Regions from separate parts of the Homo sapiens genome. Here region 1 is linked to region 2. Evidence: chromatin loops called from intact Hi-C (ENCODE). Cell type or tissue: K562. All regions are shown on one strand. Each heading gives the region's core, and the rest is flanking DNA. Links, peaks and the distances in the headings are about the cores only. Region 1 has its middle 14 kb from the start of EPCIP. Region 2 has its middle 9.7 kb from the start of EVA1C.

Evidence for each region. A loop is a pair of places that touch in the nucleus more often than their neighbours do. Peaks named below come from ENCODE experiments on the same cell type or tissue, not always from the same donor. Only the 100,000 strongest peaks of a DNase experiment are listed, where the experiment ranks them.
Region 1: it touches region 2 in a loop (6-fold over the local background); 3 of 110 quality-filtered maps call a loop at or near these places.

Annotation. Positions count from the first base shown.
Region 1 is chr21:32,822,440-32,832,647 of GRCh38, forward strand. No RefSeq gene overlaps it. Among named protein-coding and RNA genes, the nearest start is that of EPCIP, 14 kb to the left of the region's middle. In K562, for the core only: a CTCF peak has its summit at 4,344 (motif pointing left); a DNase peak (open chromatin) is centred at 4,342.
Region 2 is chr21:32,397,878-32,408,085 of GRCh38, forward strand. No RefSeq gene overlaps it. Among named protein-coding and RNA genes, the nearest start is that of EVA1C, 9.7 kb to the right of the region's middle. In K562, for the core only: a CTCF peak has its summit at 5,444 (motif pointing right); a DNase peak (open chromatin) is centred at 5,484; H3K27me3 peaks cover 2,422 bases.

The DNA of each region.
Region 1 (10,208 bases), core at 829-8,828, 420 kb after region 2:
AGTACAGGTTAAGTTTCCCTTATCCAAAATATTTGGGACCAGAAGTGTTTTGGATTTCAGATGCTCTTTGGATTTTGAAATATTTGCATGTACATAATGAGAGATATAAGGGGATGGGGCCCAAATCTAAACAGGACATTTATTTATGTTTCAAATACACCTGATACACATAGCCTGAAAGTTATTTTATACAATATTTAAAATAATGTTTTGCATGAAACACAGTTTGTATACATTGAACCATCTGAAAGCAAGTGTCACTATCTCAGCCACCCGTGTGGGCATTGCTGTTTGGTATCACTGTTATTCCAGACTCTGAATATATATGCTAGTGATAAAAATCATTTTTGGCCAGGTGCGGTGGCTCACGCCTGTAATCCCAGCACTTTGGGAGGCTGAGGAGGGCAGATCATGAGGTCAGGAGATCAAGACCATCCTGGCTAACATGGTAAAACCCCATCTCTACTAAAAATACAAAAAATTAGCCAGGCGTGGTGGCACGGGCCTATAATCCCAGCTACTTGGGAGGTTGAGGCAGGAGAATCACTTGAACCCAGGAGGTGGAGGTTGCAGTGAGCCAAGATCATGCCACTGCACTCCAGCCTGGGCGACAGAGCGAGACTCTGTCTTAAAAATAAATAAATAAATAAATAAATAAATAAATAAAAATCATTTTCTTACACTTATTTGCATGAGTACTGATCAGTAGAAAATATGGCATGCCATCCAGTACCATTCAGGACCACATGGGCAAGGACTTCATGACTAAAACACTGAAAGCAATGGCAACAAAAGCCAAAATAGACAAATGGGACCTAATTAAACAAAGAGCTTCTGCACAGCAAAAGAAACTACCATGAGACTGAACAGGCAACCTACAGAATGGGAGAAAATTTTGCAATCTACCCATCTGACAAAGGGCTAATATCCAGAATCTACAAAGAACTCAAAAAAATTTACAATAAAAAAACAAGCAACCACATCAAAAAGTGGGCAAAGGATATGAACAGACACTTCTCAAAAGAAGACATTTATGCAGCCAGCAGACACATGATGATGTGCTCATCATCACTGGTCATCAGAGAAATGCAAATCAAAACCACAATGGGATACCATATCACACCAGTTAGAAATGCAATCATTAAAAAGTCAGGAAACAACAGATGCTGGAGAGGATGTGGAGAAATAGGAAAGCTTTTACACTGTCGGTGGGAGTGTAAATTAGTTCAACCATTGTGGAAGACAGTGTGGTGATTCCTAGAGGATCTAGAACTAGAATTATCATTTGACCCAGCAATCCCATTACTGGGTATATACCCAAAGGATTGTAAATCATGCTACTATAAAGACACATGCACACGTATGTTTATTGTGGCACTATTCACAATAGCAAAGACTTGGAACCAACCCGAATGTCCATCAGTGATAGACTGGATTAAGAAAATGTGGCACATATACACCGTGGAATACTATGCAGCCATAAAAAAGGATGAGTTCATGCCCTTTGCAGGGACATGGATGAAGCTAGAAACCATCATTCTGAGCAAACTATCGCAAGGACAGAAAACCATACACTGCATGTTCTCACTCATAGATGGGAACTGAACAATGAGATCACTTGGACACAGGGTGGGGAACATCACACACTGGGGCCTGTCAGGGGGTGGGGGGTTGGGGGAGGGATAGCATTAGGAGAAATACCTAATGTAAATGATGACTTGATGGGTGTAGAAAACCAACATGGCACATGTATACCTATGTACCAAACCTGCAAGTTGTGCACATGTACCCTAGAACTTAAAGTATAATAAAAAGTAAATAAATAAAACATGGAATGCCATCAATGCAGTGAAAACATAATGTGTTCAGGGCAACCAAGCTGCTCAGTAGCATCCCTGGAATAGCTGAATCAGCTGCTTAACAGCAGTAGCAACAAACAACAGCAGGTTTTCAGGCTCCACCTACGATGCTGTGTTTTGATGAAAAGGTTACTGTGCACTGTATTTTATTTTTTTAGATGAGAAGAAACTTCAGAAGCAATTGAGAGACCAGGAAGTGGGTCCTCTGGGGCTCAGGAGGCATTCTGATGGATGGCTTTTAAAGATGTTTCCTCCAGAATCAACTGCCTCGTTAAAGCATAAATGTCAAGCGTAAATTGTTCTTGTCTTAGAAGTCTCTCTTTGACTTTATAAACCTGATATGATTTATTGTTCTGTTATGAATGCGTGGTGCTCTAGTCCTTCAATGAGCCCATCACACGTTTTCATTATGTCGTCTAGAGGCAATTTTTCTGCAGTGTTAACTATGTTATCTTCAGCATTGTGCACCTGCATTTTGACTGCGACCCATCACACGAGGTCAGGTGAGAAATCTTCCACTTGTGGCATCATGTTGGTGCTTAAAATTTTCAGATTTTGGAGTATTTTGGATGTGAAATTTTAAGATTAGGGATGCTCAGCCTGTCATAGATGGTGCAGCCACCTCGGAAAACAGTCTGACAGTTCCTTGAAAGGTTAAAGATAGAGTTACCATATGACCAGGCAATTCCACTGGGAGGTATGTACCCAAGAGAAGTGAAATACATGTTCACACAAAAACTTGTACATGAATGTTCATAGCAACATTATTCATCATACCCCAAAGTGGTGACAACCCATGTCCATCAACTGATGAATAGATAAATAAAATGTGGTATATCCACACAATGGAATATTATTCAGCACCGAAAAAGAATGATGTACTGATACATACTGCCACATGGATAAACCTTGAAACATTATCTAAGTGCAAAATGCCAGTGTGAAAGCACCACATATGGTATGATTTCATTTATATGAAATGTCCAGAATAGGAAAATCCATAGAGACAGAAAATAGATTGGTGATTTCCTAGGGCTGGAGGTGAGATGAAATGGGGAATGACTGCTAATGGGCATGGGTTTATTTTTGGGGTGATGAAAAGCTTCTAAAATTGATTGTGGTGATGGTTACACAATTCTGTGAATACACTAAAACCAACGAAGTTTGCACTTTACATGGGTGAATTGTGTAGTATTTGAATTATGTCTCATTAAAGCTGTAAAGAAGAAGTAATTGAAGAAATCAGAAAGGAAATGTATTAGATAAACAGAACTGATAGGCTATATATAGATGTAAAGAAAGGGATTTATTATGAGGGATTAGCTCACATAATTGTGGAGGCTGAGAAGTCCCTCCATCTGCCATTTGGAAGTTGAAGGTCCAGGAAAGCCAGTGGTATAGTTTCAGTCCCAGCCCAAAAGCCTGAGACCCAGAGGAACCAATGATGTGAGTCTAAGTCTGAGCCCAAAGACCCGAGAAGCTGGAGAGCTGATGTCCAAGGGCAGAAGAAGACGGATGTCCCAGCTGAAGCAGAGAGAGCCAATTCACCCTTCCTCCATCAGCTATTTGCTTGTTAATCCTGATTGTGCAAATAGCTCAGTGTGCAAAATATATGTCTAAGAGGGAGAGGAGGCTGGGCGCGGTGGCTCACGCCTGTAATCCCAACACTTTGGGAGGCCGAGGCGGGCGGATCACGAGGTCAGGAGATCGAGACCATCCTGACTAACACGGTGAAACCCTGTCTCTAATAAAAATACAAAAAATTAGCTGGGCATGGTGGTGGGCGCCTATAGTCCCAGCTACTCGGGAGGCTGAGGCAGGAGAATGGCGTGAACCCGGGAGGCGGAGCTTGCAGTGAGCCGAGATCGTGCCACTGCACTCCAGTCTGGGCAACAGAGCGAGACTCCGTCTCAAAAAAAAAAAAAAAAAAAAAAAAAGACGGAGAGGACACACAGGAGATCTGGGCGACGAACTAGCTCTGTTATTTAAACAACCATTGTAAAAGTTGTTTATGTATCCAGGTGGAGAGCCACTGATGAGGGAACTTGCTGGGCTTAGTTTCTGAGTCTCCACCAAACCTGTGCCTTCTGCTAAGCTGGGGATCTGCTAGCTGCCTACTAAAGGACGGGTGCCTGGAATCCACTGACAGTTTCACATACGGTGTGTTCTGGGGCATCAGCCACCTAGCTGGGGAGAGGGCCCTGGCTCAGAAGACTATGAGGGTGCACAGGAATAACTGGGGCTCCGTCACCCAAGGGAGGGTGCCTGTAGGACTCAGTTTAAGGGACAGTTTCAACCTCCTGGTGCCATCTTTCACTTATGTCCCACACTTCCAGTTAGTCTTGTGCCTCATCTAAATAACCACACCCTGATATTTGCCAAACTGGACCATGAGCATCCCCTCAGATTCTGCTTCAAACCATAGCTGAGCAGGCAACTCCGTATAGGCCCCAAGGCATGTGTATTTCTGATCAAGTCCTCCACCTACTGGTGACACTTGATTCTCACGTCCCTAGGGTTTACCAACAACACTTGTCTTTCCAGACTGTTCTATTAGAGTGTATGCTGACACTCCTCCATAACGACAACAACAAAAAATTAATGCCTGTTAGAGGCGCTATCCATGAAGCAGCAACAGGAGACTGACTGCTTTTGCTATGAGCCAGAGTCTGATGTGATAAAACCAGAAACAAAAACCAGCCTCTTGTCTTGGTGAAAAAGGGGGCCACTAGGCAAAAGGATGGCGAGAAAGGCCACCTGCATTCCTCATTCAAATTCTTCCTCATTCCTTGATTTCTCTCAACAGGTAGCCATCAAATCTGAGATTCGGTGTTGTTATAAATCTCTTCAAGAATATTGGGGAAGAGGCTGGGCATGGTGGCTCACGCCTGCACTTTGCGCCTCCCAGCACTTTGGGAGGCTGAGGAGGGCAGATCATGAGGTCAGGAGTTCAAGACCAGCCTGGTCAACATGGTGAAAACCCGTCTTCTACTAAAAATACATAAATTAGCTGCGTGTGGTGGCAGGAGCCTGTAATCCCAGCTACTTGGGAGGCTGAGGCAGGAGAATAGCTTGAACCCGGGAGGCGAAGTTTGCAGTGAGCTGAGATCATGCCACTGCACTTCAGCCTGGGAAACAGAGTGAGACTCCATCTTAGAAAAAAAAAAAAGGACTATTGGGGAAAAAATAGCAAACCCTGGACATTTCAGATCACTAAACTACCCCTTGTGTGACTTGCTCAAAATAATGTTATTACAAACTCATGGAATATTACTGGCTTTAGGCGATGACACAGTTGCAGTAATGTTCTGATTTGATTATTCAGAAATGAAATTTATGGTTTAAATTTCATCCAGGATTTATAGAATTTAAAAAAGTTATTCTTCAGTATTTGAAATACCACTTTGCCAAAGCAGAAAAGCCATAAATGTGTTAAACTGGCTAAGAAAATTAAGATGGCAGTAATACATTTTCTAATAAAAATCATAGCATAATAGCAAAATTACTGCGGAAAACCACAGTTATTGTGGCAAAGACATAAAATGTTACAGCTGCAATAATATGCTATTTGTTTTGGCAGGAGAATAAGAATACTGTACATTGCAGTTTTTCAATATTGGAAAAACATAAGAAAATACTATAAACTTAAAAGACTATTTTTTAAAAATGAAGAAGTGCATGAATGATTTTAAATTTTGAGCATATAAAAGAGTCTTGCTGCAAAGTCTATTGAACTCCTGAGAAGACTCTGTTTTGCTGTTTCTGATTTGCCAGTATCCTACCAGAAAACTATGCCTCCCAATAGAAAAAGAACACATAATCCTGTCTGTATTTGAGGGTTCAAGCCTGGAGATTCCGCCCCCTTGGTCGGTTGATTTTTATTGGAAACCCAAGATGCACCTGCCTGTGGAATGCATTTCAGAATGTGGAAGTACAGCAGGAAGAAAGCAGACAAGAACACAATCCCATGGTATTCTTGGTTAGGGACAGCTTGGGGGTCAGTGGGGGAGACATACACAGATTAAATGATTAATAGAGTAATTCAGCTTATTTACATTAGTCTGGTTTTTTACATGAGGGGCTCACAAATTCTTAATTTGTCCTTTCTTTATTATATTTTTCTTTTTTGCTATCTTTCAATATTGATTATCCATTTCTTCCCTTAATTACTAGACTTTCTGAACTTTTAAAAACATATATCTTCCAACTGGAAAGTATCTGTCCCTTATAACAACTACCAGTACTACTCATAAAACAACAAAAACCCATATAGCACTTAATAAGTGTCAGTCAGTATTTTAAACAGTTTATGCATATTATTCATTTAATCCTCTCAATGACCCTGTGAGAAGGTGCCATTATTCTCCTTATTTTTCATACGTGGAAAGTAAAGAGTAGGGAGAAACTGTCCAAGCTCACACAGCTAGTAAGTCATAGAGCTGAGACTGGAACCCAGATAGCCTGGCCCCAGAGTCCTTCACTATTCTGAATTTATAAAGATATTTTTGATATTTTCTTCCCAAAGTTTTAAAGCTTTCCTTTTCACATTGGAGTTTTAAATCTATCTATAATTAATTTTGAGTATGGCATGATTTAGGTATAACTTTTTATATGAAAAACTAATTTTCCCAGTTCTATTTATTGATATGCAAATATAAAATGTCTCTCTTTCTCTCTCTATATATATATCTGAGGTTGTTTTTGAGTGCTTTATATTCTTGCTTTGGTCTGAAAATTCACAGGTTGAAATTCTAACTCTTGAGACGATGGTATTAGAAAGCAGGGCCTTTGGAAGGCGATTACGTCATAAGGGTAGAGCCTTCAGGAATGGGACTTAGTGCCCTTAGAAGAAGCTGAGAGACCAGCGTTTTCTCTCTTCCATCATGTGAGGACACAGCAAGAAGGCACCATCTATGAACCAGAAAGTGCCCCTCACCAGACATCAAATCTGCTGGCACCTTGATCTTGAACTTCCAGCCTTTAGAACCATGAGGAATAAATGTCTGTTTTTATAAGTCATCCAATAGGTGATGTTTTGTTATAGGGCCTGAGTAGTCTTAGACAGTTACAGATGATTCGCTCTCACTGACTGTTGAATATTATTCTAAGTGTGGATATTACACAATTTATTTACCCATTCTACTATTTTAATTTTATTTTTTTTAATGTTTGAGACAGGATCTTGGTCTGTCACCCAGGCTAGAGTGCAGTGGCACAATCATGGTTCACTGTATCCTCCAACTTCTGGGCTTAAGGGTTCCTACCACCTCAACCTCCTGAGTAGCTGGGACTACAAGAATATGCCAACATGCCCAGCTAATTTTTCATCTTTAAAAAAAAATTATTTTGTAGAGTGGGATCTCACTATGTTGCCCAGGCTAATCTTGAACTCCTGGGCTCAAGCGATCCTTCTGCCTTGGCCTCCTAAAGTGCTGGGATTATAGGCGTGAGCCACTGTACCTAGTCCCATTCTACTATAGATGGGCATGTGGGTTGTATCCAGTTCTTTTACTATTATAAATAGTGAAGCCATGAACATTCTCCTAAATGTGTTTTGGTGAACATGTATATACATTTCTGTTGAGTATACATCCAAGATTGAAATTGCTGGGTCACAGACTACACATATGTTTCTGCTTTAGTAGATGTCGCCTGACAGTTTTCTAAGGTGGGTGGGCCATTTTACACCCCGACCAGTAGTATATGAGGGTCCCCGTTGTTCCTCACTCTTGCCCACACTTGATAGTGTCTTCTTCCCTTTAGTCATTCTTGTGTACACAATTGTGGTCCTAGGTGACATTTTCTTGATAACTATTTGAAGGCTATCTTCTTTGTGTGGTGACATAATTGCTCATAATTCTGCCCATTTTTTTCTTTTGGGTTGTCTGACATTTAATACAAATCGCTTTGTAGGAGTTCGTTATATAATCTGAATGAGTCCTTTGTTGAATACATGTATTTTAAATATATTCTCCCACTCTGTGGCTTAACTTTTCACTCTTAACACTGTCTTTTGATGAACAAAAGTTTTTAATCTTTTTTATTTTTTGAGACAGAGTTTCACTCTTGTTGCCTGGGGTGGAGTGCAATGGAGTGATCTCAGCTCACCACAAACTCTGCCTCCCAGGTTCAAGTGATTCTCCTGCCTCAGCCTCCTGAGTAGCTAGGATTACAGGCGTGCGCCATCATGCTCGGCTAATTTTGTGTTTTTAGTAGAGATGGAGTTTTTCCATGTTGGTCAGGATGGTCTCAAACTCCCGACCTCAGGTGATCCACCTCCCTTGGCCTCCCAAAGTGCTGGGATTACAGGCATGAGCTGCTGCGCCTGGCCGAAAGTTTTTAATATTAATGTGTTTTAATTTACTTATTTTTTCTCTATGATTATCACATTTTTTGTGTTGGTTAAATAGACCTTTGGCTACTTCAGTTTCATGAAAATATTTTCCCATGCTCTATCACAAAAGTTTTACTGTTTTATTAAGTTAAACCATATGAAATTACTAATAGTCAACATAAAAAATAGGAGTTTCATATGGTTTAACCCAATACATTTAATCTATGATCTGTCTGGAATTGATTTTCATCTTTGGTGTGAGTCAGGGGTCAAGATTTTAAACAAATTTAATTGTCTGATTGTCAATTTCTTATGAATTGGATGACTGTATATATGTGGGTCTGTTTCTCAACTCACCATTCTGTTCTATTGTTTTTTTTCATTCTTGTACCGATACCTTACTGTCTTGGCCACTAGAGTTTTATGATAGGTCTTTTATAAATTTTAATAGCTCCGAAGTGTTCTTCAAGATTGCCTTAGCTACTCTTAGCCCACTATGTTTCCATTTAATTTTAGAATCTCTTGTTTTAGAATTATTGCTTTATATATATTTAAGTTGACATGTAATAATTGTACACATTTATGGGGCACATAGTGATGTTTTGGTACATATAAAGTATAGTGATCAGAATAACAAGAATTAGCATATCCATCATTTCAAACATTTATCATTCGTTTGTATGGGGGACATTTGATATCCTCCTTCTAGCTGTTTGAAACCACATATTATTTTTGACTACAGTCATCCTACAATGGTATAGAACACTGGAACTTATTCCTCCTTGACGCTATTTTATATGATGCCCTCTACTCTAGAATTGTTGTTCTAAACAACAGAATGTTAGTTACTCTCTTTTCTAGATAATCAGAATGTTAGTTACCCTCTTTATTGTTATTTTGTCTAAAATTGATGTGGCGATCCTAGATTTTTTTTTTGGTTCCTATTTGTCTGGTATATCTTTATTCATCACTTTATTCCCTTGTCCTCCATATGTTTTGGATTATCTTTTATAAATAGAATGTAACTGATTTTTTTTCTTTTTGAGACAGAGTCTCGCACTTTCCCCCAGGCTGGAGTGCAGTGGGACGATCTTGGCTCACTGCAACCTCCGCCTCCTGGGTTCAAGCGATTCTCCTGCCTCAGCCTCCTGAGTAGCCGGGATTACAGGAGCCCACCACCACCCCCAGCATTTTTTTTAGTATTTTTAGTAGAGACTGGGTTTCACCATGTTGGCCAGGCTGGTTTCGATCTCCTGACCGCATGATCTGCCTGCCTCAGCCTCCCAAAGTGCTGGGACCACAGGCGTGAGCCACCGCGCCCGGCCTTTTTTTTTTTTTTGATGGAGTTTCGCAACCTCTGCCTCCCAGGTTCAAGCTCTTCTCCTGCCTCAGGCTCCCAAGTAGCTGGGATTACAGGCATGTGGCACCACGCCTGGCTAATTTTGTATTTTTAGTAGAGACAGGGTTTCTCCATGTTGGTCAGGATGGTCTCGAACTCCTGACTTCAGGTGATCTACCTGCCTTGGCCTCCCAAAGTGCTGGGATTACAGGCATGAGCCACTGCGCCCAGCCAAATATAACTGATTTTTAAATCTAATCTGTTTTTACTGTGGGAATTTGAGCCATTAATATTATTATGGTATATTTAGGTTTGTATTTATTATCTTACTCCATCATGAATTTTTTTTATCCCAATCACCTTCTTCATTTTAATTCTAAGCTTTCTGAGGTTTGTTTTGTGGAGATGGGGTCTTGCTGTGTCACTCAGACTGGAATGCAGTGGTGCAATCATAGCTCAGCTGCGGCCTCTAACTCCTCGGCTCAGGTGATCCTCCCACCTCGGCCTCCTGACTAGCTGGGACTACAAGTTGCATGCCACCACACTCAGTTAATTTTTAAATATTTTGTACTGATGAGGGTCTTGCTACGTTCATCAGGCTGGTCTCAAACTCCTGGTGTCAAGGGATTCTCCCACCTCGGCCTCCCAAAGTGGTGGGATTACAGGCGTGAGCCAC
Region 2 (10,208 bases), core at 695-8,694:
CAAAAGAATGGAGCTATGTCAAAGAGTCACAGGAACCAACTTGAAAGAACTCCCAATGGAACAGTTTCGGTGACAAAATGAATAATATAGCATTGGATTATAACCTAGGGTAAAAAGTAAATATATGTAAGTCTATACTGATATAAAAAATGATGATCACCAGGCATGATGGCTCATGCCTGTAATCCTAGCACCTTGGGAGGCTGAGACAGGAAGATCACTGGAGCCCAGGAGTTTGGGTCCATCCTGGGCAACAGTTTAGCAAGACCTCATCTCTAAAAGAAATAATAATAATAAAATAAAAATAAATTGATTGCTAAGTAAATAAATGGGGGAGAAGAGATAAATCTTCCTTACAAAAGTAATCCAAATAATACATGTAGATACTTCCTGCTTCCAGAGGTGGAGCTTAATTCAAATACTCCTCCCCACTTCCCTAGTGTAGGTTTAGTGACCTACTTTTAAATACTGGAATATGACGAGGGAAAAATGATAACTCTATAATAGAGAAGCATGGCAAACACTACCTTATCCAAGGGATCAAAGTTAATGTCATGTATAAATCATGTTACTGTGATGTACCCCTGAAGTGATGTGATGAAGATGCTTTGCCTCTGTATATCCTTCCCGAAACCCAAAATCCCAGCCCAATTGTGTGGAAAACATCAGAGAAACCTAAATTGAGGGACAGTCTAAAAAGTACATGAGCAGTACCCTTTAAAACTGTCGAGGTCATGAAAAGCAATGAAGAACTGAAACACGACCACAGACCAGATGTGATGGGAGACACAATGATAAAATGCACTGTGGTACCCTGGACTGGACCCTGGAGCAGAAAAAGGCCAGAAGGGGAAAAACTAGTACAGCGCAAATAAAATAAAGTCTGGCGTTTAGTTAATAGTAACGTCCCAATGCTGGTTGCTTAGTTAGCAAATGTACCCTACAACCGTGAGAAATGTAAAACATCAGATGAAACTGGCTGAGAGTGTATGGAATTTTTTTCAAATGTTCTGCAAATCTAGAATCATTTCAAAATAAAAAGTGTAGTCAAGGCCAGGCACAGTGGCTCACACCTGTAATCCCAGCACTTTGGGAGGCTGAGGTGGATGGATCACTTGAGGTCAGGAGTTCGAGACCAGCTCAGCCAACATGGTGAAACCTCGTCTCTACTAAAAGTACAAAAAGTACCTGGGCGTGGTGGTACATGCCTGTAACCCCAACTACTGGGGAGACTGAGACAGGAGGATCACTTGAACCCAGGAGGTGGAGGTTGCAGTGAGCCAAGATCGTGCCACTGCACTCCAGCCTGGGCAACAAAGTGAGACCCTGTCTCAAAAAAAAGAAAGAAGGAAGGAAGGAAAGAAGAAAAGAAAGAAAGAAAAAAAGAAAGAGAAAAGTGTAGTTAAAACAAAGACCTATGCATAGATAGGAACTTTTTATTTTTAATTTTGAAACAGCTTTATTAAGGTATAACTGATATGCAGTCTAATGGCACATATTTACTGTATATGATTTGATGAATTACCTCCTGGCTCCTGGTAACCACCATTCTATTCTCTGCTTCTATGAGTTTGACTATTTTAGGTACTGCTTATGAGTCCTGTCCTTCTGTAACTGGCTTCTTTCACTCAGCAGACACCCAGAATAATTGAAATAAGGTTATTGAAGGGATATTTGCACTCCCTGTTCATTGCAGCATTATTCATAATCGCCAATTTACAGAAGCAACCTAAATGCCTATCGACAAATCAATGGGTTAAAAAAAAATGCGGTATTTAGTATACAATGAAATATTATTCAGCCTTAAAAAAAAGAAGGAAATCTTGATATTTTTGACAACATAGATGAACCTGGAGACCATTATAGAAATGTGATATGTGATCAAGACAACACCAAAATCAGTGGGAGAAGGGTGGTGTGGTAGATTACAAAATATGGTCACAAATTCCTCCCACCCTGGAATTCATGCCCCTTTGCAATTTGACTTTGCAGTTCTCATTGGGAGGTTGGGACATTTCTTCCCCTGTTGGGGAGCAATTTGGAACCACAGATCTCCAGGGGTAGCTGACTGCCAGTGTCATGATACTGTCATTATCTCTTCATTTAACATCTCCTCTCAGAGTACTCCTGGCTTGCTAGTTTAAATTGTGAAAATTTTCTGCATTAGCCTCATTTTATTTACATTCTTTGGTCTTTACTGTTCATTACTATTTAAATGTGTTAACATTTAAATGACATCTATACTGTAATTTTCCTTTGTCACTATTGAAGTCACCCTGGACTGCTAATTGCAAACATAATCGTATTTTCAGAGAGGTTTATTTTAGGCAGATTGCCCCTTAAGTTGCAGGAAGATGGAAAGAATGGCAGGCAGATCACCAAGAATACTCTGAAGATGAAGATGAATAAAGTGGGTAAGAGTGACTGGGATGGGCAGGGAATGGCAGACCCCTGAATGAGTTAGGGAGTGATCGAGCTTGAATATTTGTGCCACCCAGATCTCATATTGAATTGTAATCCCCAATGCTGGAGGTGGGGCCTGATGGTGGGTGTTTGGGTCATCAGGGTAGATCCCTCATGGCTTGGTGCAGTCTTTGAGATAGTGAGTGATTGCTCGTGAAATCTGGTCATTTAAAAGTGTGTGGCACCTCCCACACCCCAGCTCTTGTTCCTGCTTCCACCAGGTGAGATGTCTTGTCCCTCTTTGCCTTTGGCCATGAGTAAAAGCTCCCTGCAGCCTCCCTAGAAGCAGATACTGGCACTATGCTTCCTGTACAGCCTGTAGAACCAGGAGCCAATTAAACTTCTTTTCTTATAAATAACCCACCCTCTGGTATTCTTTTAGAGCAATGCAAGAACAGCCTAACACACGGAGAAAAGCCAAGGCAACCGATAGGTAAGAAAGAGCCCTCTAAGCAGAAGCTATAGCCAATGCAAAAGCACTGAGGTGGGACAGCAAAAAGGCCAGTGTGTCTGAAATGGAGGGAGGGCGATCATGGTAAAAGTGAGGCCAGTTGGAGTGGCTCATGCAGAGCCTGGTTGGACAAGGTAAAGTCTCCGTAGCATTTGAATTGTCTGGATTTGCCATTCCCAAACTGGGCACCAAAGTGCCCAAAGCACCACATTGCCTTGGAATGTTTTCAAAAGTTGAGGGAAATCCATCAATTCTTGACATCTGTTCATTACCAGGCAAACTACTGGCTCAAGGTAGTTCATAGATTCAACATTAGATTGTGCTAGTTTCCAGCTGGGTGCAGTGGCACACGCCTATAATCGCAGCACTTTGGGAGGCTGAGGCTAGCAGATCACCTGAGGTCAGGAATTCAAGACCAGCCTGGCCAACATTGTGAAACCCCATCTCTACCAAAAAAACACAAAAATTAGCCAGGCGTGGTGGCAGGCACCTGTAATCCCAGCTACTCAGGAGGCCGAGGCAGGGAGAATTGCTTGAACCTGGGAGGCAGAGGTTGCAGTGAGCTGAGATCGTGCCATTGCACTCCAGCCTGGCAACAGAGTGAGACGCCATCTCAAAAAAAAAAAAAAAGATTGTGCTACTTTGGAAGAAGAGATGAAGAGATGAGTTCACAGCTTTGCAACGCTGGGTTTCCGGGGCTTACCATGATGAAAAGCATCAGCCAAGTGTGGCGGTGCCTGCCTGTAGTCCTAGCTACTTTGGAGGCAGAGGCAGGAGGATCACTTGAGCCCATGAGTTCGAGGTTGTAGTGAGCTTATCGAGACACTGTACTCTGGTCTGGGGAACAGAGGAAGAACCTCTCTCTAAAAAAAAAAAAAAAAAAAAAAAAAAAGAGCAAGCACCAAGCTGAAATCAACACGGGTCAAGAAATGATAGTGTGGTATCCAATCTGATTTCAAGGTTGAAGAAATAGTGACATGTCCAACGGGCACACACACCCCATTCGAAATTATCTGTGCTTATTTAAGAATAAAGGAGGACTGGCCATGGTGGCTCATGCCTCTAATCCCAGCACTTTGGGAGGCCAAGGCGGGCGGATAATCTGAGGTGAGGACAGTCAGCCTGGCCAACATGGTGAAAGCCCATCTCTACTAAAAATACGAAAGTTAGCTGGGAGTGGTGGCAAGCGCCTGTAGTCCCAGCTACTCGGGATGCTGAGGCAGGAGAATCGCTTGAACCCAGGAGGCGGGGGTTGCAGGGATCACACCATTGCACTCTAGCCTGGGAGACAGAGGGAGACTCTGTTTAAAAAAGAAAAAAGAAAGAATAAAAGAAAACATTTTTATTTCCATCATATGTATTTACGTATATATGTAAACTGCTTCTTTATTATTAGAACACAAATACTTATGTTGTTTGGACATAGCTATTTAATAAACTTAACAGTTTAGGTTTGGGTTTTGTCCTGGAGCACTTGAAAAATTATTGAGACACTAAAGGTGCCATGAACTGAGAAAGATTGAGAACTTCTGGTCTATACCTTTGATCAGAGCTCACTTTTATTAATTCTAAATTCCCTTTGCGGACTTTGATTCTTTTTTTTTTTTTTTTTTTTTTTTTTGGCAGCCTTAAGCTTTCCCTTGAGAATGAAAATTTAAAACTTGTAAATTTTTTGTACACCCATGTTCATAGCAGCATTACTCACAATAGCCAAAAGGTGGAAGCCATCCGTGTCCATCAATGGATGAATGGATACACAAAATGTGGTATATACGTACCATGGAGTATTTTTCAGTCTTAAAAAGGGATAAAATTCTCACAACCTTGAAAACATTATGCTAAGTGAAATAAGCTAGGCACAAAAGGACAAATACTGTATAATTCCACTTATATGAGGTACCCACGGTAGTCAAATTCATAGAGACAGAAAGTGAAGGCCGGGCACGGTGGCTCATGCCTGTAATCCCAGCACTTTGGGAGGCTGAGGCGGGTAGATCACCTCAGGTCGGGTGTTTGAGACCAGCCTGACCAACGTGGAAAAACCCCGTCTCTACTAAAAATACAAAATAAGCCGGGCATGGTGGCTCATGCGTGTAATCCCAGCTGCTCGGGAGGCTGAAGCAGGAGAATCGCTTGAACCTCGGAGGCGGAGGTTGTGGTGAGCCGAGATCACGCCATTGCACTCCAGCCTGGGCAACAAGAACAAAACTCTGTCTTAAAAAAAAAAGAAAAAACAAACAAGAAAGTGAAATGGTGGTTGTCAGGGGCTAGGAGAGAGGGGAATGGAGAGTTAGTGTTTAAATGGATGCAGTGACTCAATATTGGAAGATGAAGAGATCTGGAGATGGAAGTTGATGATGACTGCACAACAATGTGAACGTACTTAATGTTACTGAACTTTACAGTTAAGATGGCTAATATGGTAAAGTTCATGTTACGTATATTTCACCATAATAAAAATACATTTTTGAAATTCATGGACCACACTCATCACTCCTAAAACATAAATTAAGATTCCCACCTACAGAGGGCGCCATTGACAGTCCTAGTGGCATTCGGGGGTTGGGTGTGCAGGACCCACAACTGCCTGAAGCTCCAGCCTTCTCCTTCCCCAGCCAGCTGCCTGTGCAACAGTCCTCAGCCTCCCCCACCTCTCCCTCACCCTTCTGAGACTTTTGCTGAGGTTTTTGTTTTGCTTGTTTTTTTAAAACTGCTGCCGATCAAGGGGAAACAGACTGGGCATATCCGTGACTACCCCTCTCTTTTCTTCCTTCTAGGAGAGACAAAGTCACTAGAAAAGCTAATGTGGTACCTACATACAACAAGATATCATTCAACCTCAGGAAGGAAGGATATTCTGACACATGCTACAACAACAGGGATGCACCCTGAGGTCATTATGCTAAGTGAAATAAGCCAATTAATCCTGTATGATTCTGCTGATAGGAGGTACCCAGAGAAGTCAAATCCATAAAGACAGAAGTAGAATGGTGGCTGCCAGGGCTGGGGAGAGGTGGGGATGGGGAGTTGGTGTTTAATGGGTACAGAGTTTCAGTTTAGCAAAATAAAAAGAGTTCTGTGGATACGGGGTGGTGATGGCTGCACAAGAATGTGAATGTACTTAATATCACTGAACTGTACACTTAGAAATGGTTAAAATGGGCCAGGCACAGTGCCTCACACCTGTAATCCCAGCACTTTGGGAGGCTGAGGCGGGCAGATCTCTTGAGGTCAGTAGTTCGAGACGAGCCTGGCCAACATGGTAAAACCCTGTCTCTACTAAGAATACAAAAATCAGCTAGGCATGGTGGCAGCACCTGTAGTCCCAGCTACCCAGGAGGATGAGGCAGGAAAATCACTTGAACCCAGGAGGTGGAGGGTGCAGTGAGCCCAGATCATGCCACTGCACTCCAGCCTGGGCTACAAAGTGAAACTCTGTCTCAAAAAAAAAAAAAAGGTTAAAATGATAAATTTTATGTTATGTATATTTTACCACAATAAAAATATTTATATATAAATTTGTGTATTTATATATACATATATACTTATGTATATTTATATATGCATATATAAAAATATCTATATTTTACCACTATAAAATATTTTTAAAAGAAAAATGATTTTTTCTTTTTGGATGTGTGTGTGTGTGTGTGTGTGTGTGTGTGATATCAGGTCCTTGAGGACTTGAAAAGCTCAAATCAGATTTGGCTGGCATTTCAGAAGAAAGCCAGGCCTCCAAAACTCAGGTGTGTCACAGAGGGCTCAGGGACAGGGATGCTGCTGAGCAGAGGAAAAGGATGAGGGAGTGAGCCTGGCCTAAGGAGGCCAACAGAGTGGGCCAGAGGTGGGGAGGGAAGAGGGTATTCAAAAACCAGGGTTGAGGAGAGTGTCCCAGCCAGTTCACAGGAAGAAGAAAAAAGTTCTGGTGGAAAAGCCATTCCAGTATCCCACTAGAGCAGCGGTCCCCACCCTTTTTGGCTCCAGTGACCAGTTTCTTTCATTCTCTTTTTTTTTTTTTTTTTTTTTTTTTTGGAGATGGAGTTTTGTTCTGTCATCCAGGCTGGAGTGCAGTGGCGTGATCTTGGCTCACTGCAACCTCTGCTTCCTGGGTCCAAGCGATTCTCCTTCCTCAGCCCAAGTAGCTAGGACTACAGGTGCCTGCCACCACACCCAGCTAATTTTGTATTTTCAGTTTTCACAACGTTGCCTAGGCTGGTCTTGAACTCCTAGTCTCAGGTGATCCATCTGCCTCGGCCTCCCAAAGTGCCGGAATTACAGGCATGAGCCACTGTGCCGAACATGGGGACCAGTTTTGTGTAAGACAATTTTTCCAAAGATGGGGGTTGGGGGGATGGTTTGGGGATGATTCGAGTGCATTACATTTATTGTGCACTTTATTTCTGTTATTATTACATTGTAACATATAATGAAATAATTACACAACTAACTATAATGTAGAATTAGTGGGAGCCCTGAGCTTGTTTTCCTGCAACTAGATGGTCCCATCTGGGGGTGATGGGAGACAGTGACAGGTCATCAGGCATTAGATTCTTGTAAGGAGCATGCAACCTAGATCCCTCACATGTGCGGTTCACAAATAGGGTTCACATTCCCATGTCACTCCTTCACTCCAGTCAAGGAGGCAGAGGCCAGGCAGTAATGTGAGCCATGGGGAGTGGCTGTAAATACAGATGAAGCTTCTCTCACTTCTCTCACCAGTATGGTGGCCCAAGGCTGGAGACCCCTGCACTAGAAGATCAGGGCTGCTGTCACTCAAAGGAACAAGGTGGAAACTGTTTCCACCTAAGAGTTCAAATTAAAACCAAACACGGTGGCTCACACCTGTAATCCCAGCACTTTGGGAGGCCAAGGCAGGTGGATCACTTGAGCTCAGGAGTTTGAGATCAGCCTGGGCAACATAGCGAGATCTCATCTCTACTAAACATTTTTTTAAAATATTAGCCAGGTGTGGTGGTGTACGCCTGTGGTCCCAGCCACTCAGGAGGCTGAGGCAGGAGGATCGCTTGAGCCCGGAAGGCTGAGACAGCAGTGAGCTGTGATTGTGCCACTGTACTCGAGCCTGGGCGACAGAGTGAGTGAGACTGTCTCAAAAACAAAAAAACAAAATTTAAAAAATAAATTAAAACCAAACACTATCTTATACCCAATAAAAAATAATATGCAAAGTCCATAAAATGATTATATTTATTGTCATGGCTACCCATGTGCCCATGTGTGAAGCTTCTACTCTGACTGGCTCCTTTTTTTTTTTTTTTTTTTTTTTTTTTTTTTTTTTTGAGATGAAGCCTCCCTCTGTTGCCCAGACTGGAGTGCAATGGCATGGTCTTGGCTCACTGCAACTTCCGCCTCGTAGGTTCAAGCAATTCTCCTGCCTCAGCCTCCCGAGTAGGTGGGACTACAGGCACGCACCACCATGCCCAGCTGATTTTTGTGTTTTTATTAGAGACAGAGTTTCACCATGTTAGCCAGGCTGGTCTCAAACTCCTGACCTCAGGTGATCCACCTGCCTCGACCTCCCAAAGTGCTGGGATTACAGGCATGAGCCACCACACCTGGTCCCGACTGGCTCTTCAGGCTCTAAACTCCACCACAATCCACAACACAAGTACCAGTCATGGCAGAGATGGGATTTGCATCTTTGAGCTCTGACCACAGAGCCCACACCAATAACGACTGCCCTAAAGCGTGACCAGGCAAGCTTGGTTTAGCAGAACCAGAGCTGCTGCTTTCCAACGTTCTAGGGAGTTTCCTTCCTTTAGCACACTTTCCTTAATGATGGCAGAGCACTAGGTTGGAAGAGTGCCTGGTGCCCGGAAGGAAGGGAAGAGCAGTAAGGAGGGTGGAGAGAGGGAGTAGGGGTTTCTGCCCTTTGTTCCCAGCTACAGCCCAGGCTGGCCCGGCTCCCTGTAGCATTTGCTGAAGGCAGCAGATCACTGGCACCTCAGGCCTTCTGTTGAAAGCAGCACCTTCCTGCCTCCCTCGATGGGGAAAAAGGCACCTGCTTTCTCCAGGATGAAATCCATGGTGTCCCCCAGAAACTGAGTGTGCCACTTAGAACACTTGGGAATTCCCACACTGAAAAATTCCCTTTTTTTTTTTTTGGAGACTGAGTCTTGCCCTGTCACCCAGGCTGGAGTACAATGACACGATCTCAGCTCACTGCAATCTCCACCTCCCAGGTTCAAGCGATTCTCCTTCCTCAGCCTCCCAAGTAGCTGGAACTACAGGTGCATGCAACTATGCCTGGCTAATTTTAATTTTTGTATTTTTTTGTACAGATGGGGTTTCCCAATGTCGGCCAGTCTGGTCTTGAACTCCTGACCTCAAGTGATCCTCCCGCCTTGGCCTAAAAGTGCTGGGATTACAGGCCTGATACCCACTGCACTCGGCCTTGAAAATTTCCCATGGATCTGAATTCAGTCCTTCACAACGCTTCAAAAACTTCCAAGAGTTTGCACGTGCTGCATTCTTCTTTTACAAAGACAATGATTCACATATAAACTGATAGCATATGCAAAAGGTGAGAATACATAATTAAGAAAACACTCAGGAATGAAAAGAATCAGTATAGATTTAGCCTGATTTTTTTGAAATCCTACATCTATTTTAAATAGGTTATGGGTTTTTAGAGTCAAAATGGATTTTAGCATTCATTTTTTTCATTTTGCAAATGTGAAAAAGTGAGAGACAGGCGAGTCAAGTGCCTCTGTGGGTTCCTCTGTCTCAGTGGCAGAGCTGGGACTTGACCTGAGGTCTCCTGAGTGGCTATTTGAATATAGGTTGACACTATTGGATGAGATGCCTTTGACCTCGGATGGGCTGTCAGTACAGACATCAGTTGACTGCTGTGCACATATTCTTAAAGACCTCCTTCTGGCCGGGCACAGTAGCTCATGCCTGTAATCCCAGACTTTGGGAGGCCGAGGCGGGCAGATCAGGAGGTCAGGAGTTAGAGACCAGCCTGACCAACATGGTGAAACCGTATCTCTACTAAAAATATAAAAATTAGCTGGGCATGGTGGCACATGCCTGTAACCCCAGCTACTAAGGAGGCTGAGGCAAGAGAATCACTTGAACCCAGAAGGTGGAGGTTGCAGTGAGCCGAGATCGCACCACTGCACTCCAGCCTGGGTGACAGAGCGAGACTCCATCTCAAAAAACAAAACAAAACAAAAACCTCCTTCTGCAGGCTTTGGGGCCACACCTTCCCACACAACTTTTCTAGTGCACTGTGGCTTTTGCAGTTCTGACCAAGCAGGCTCCTTGCTATTGA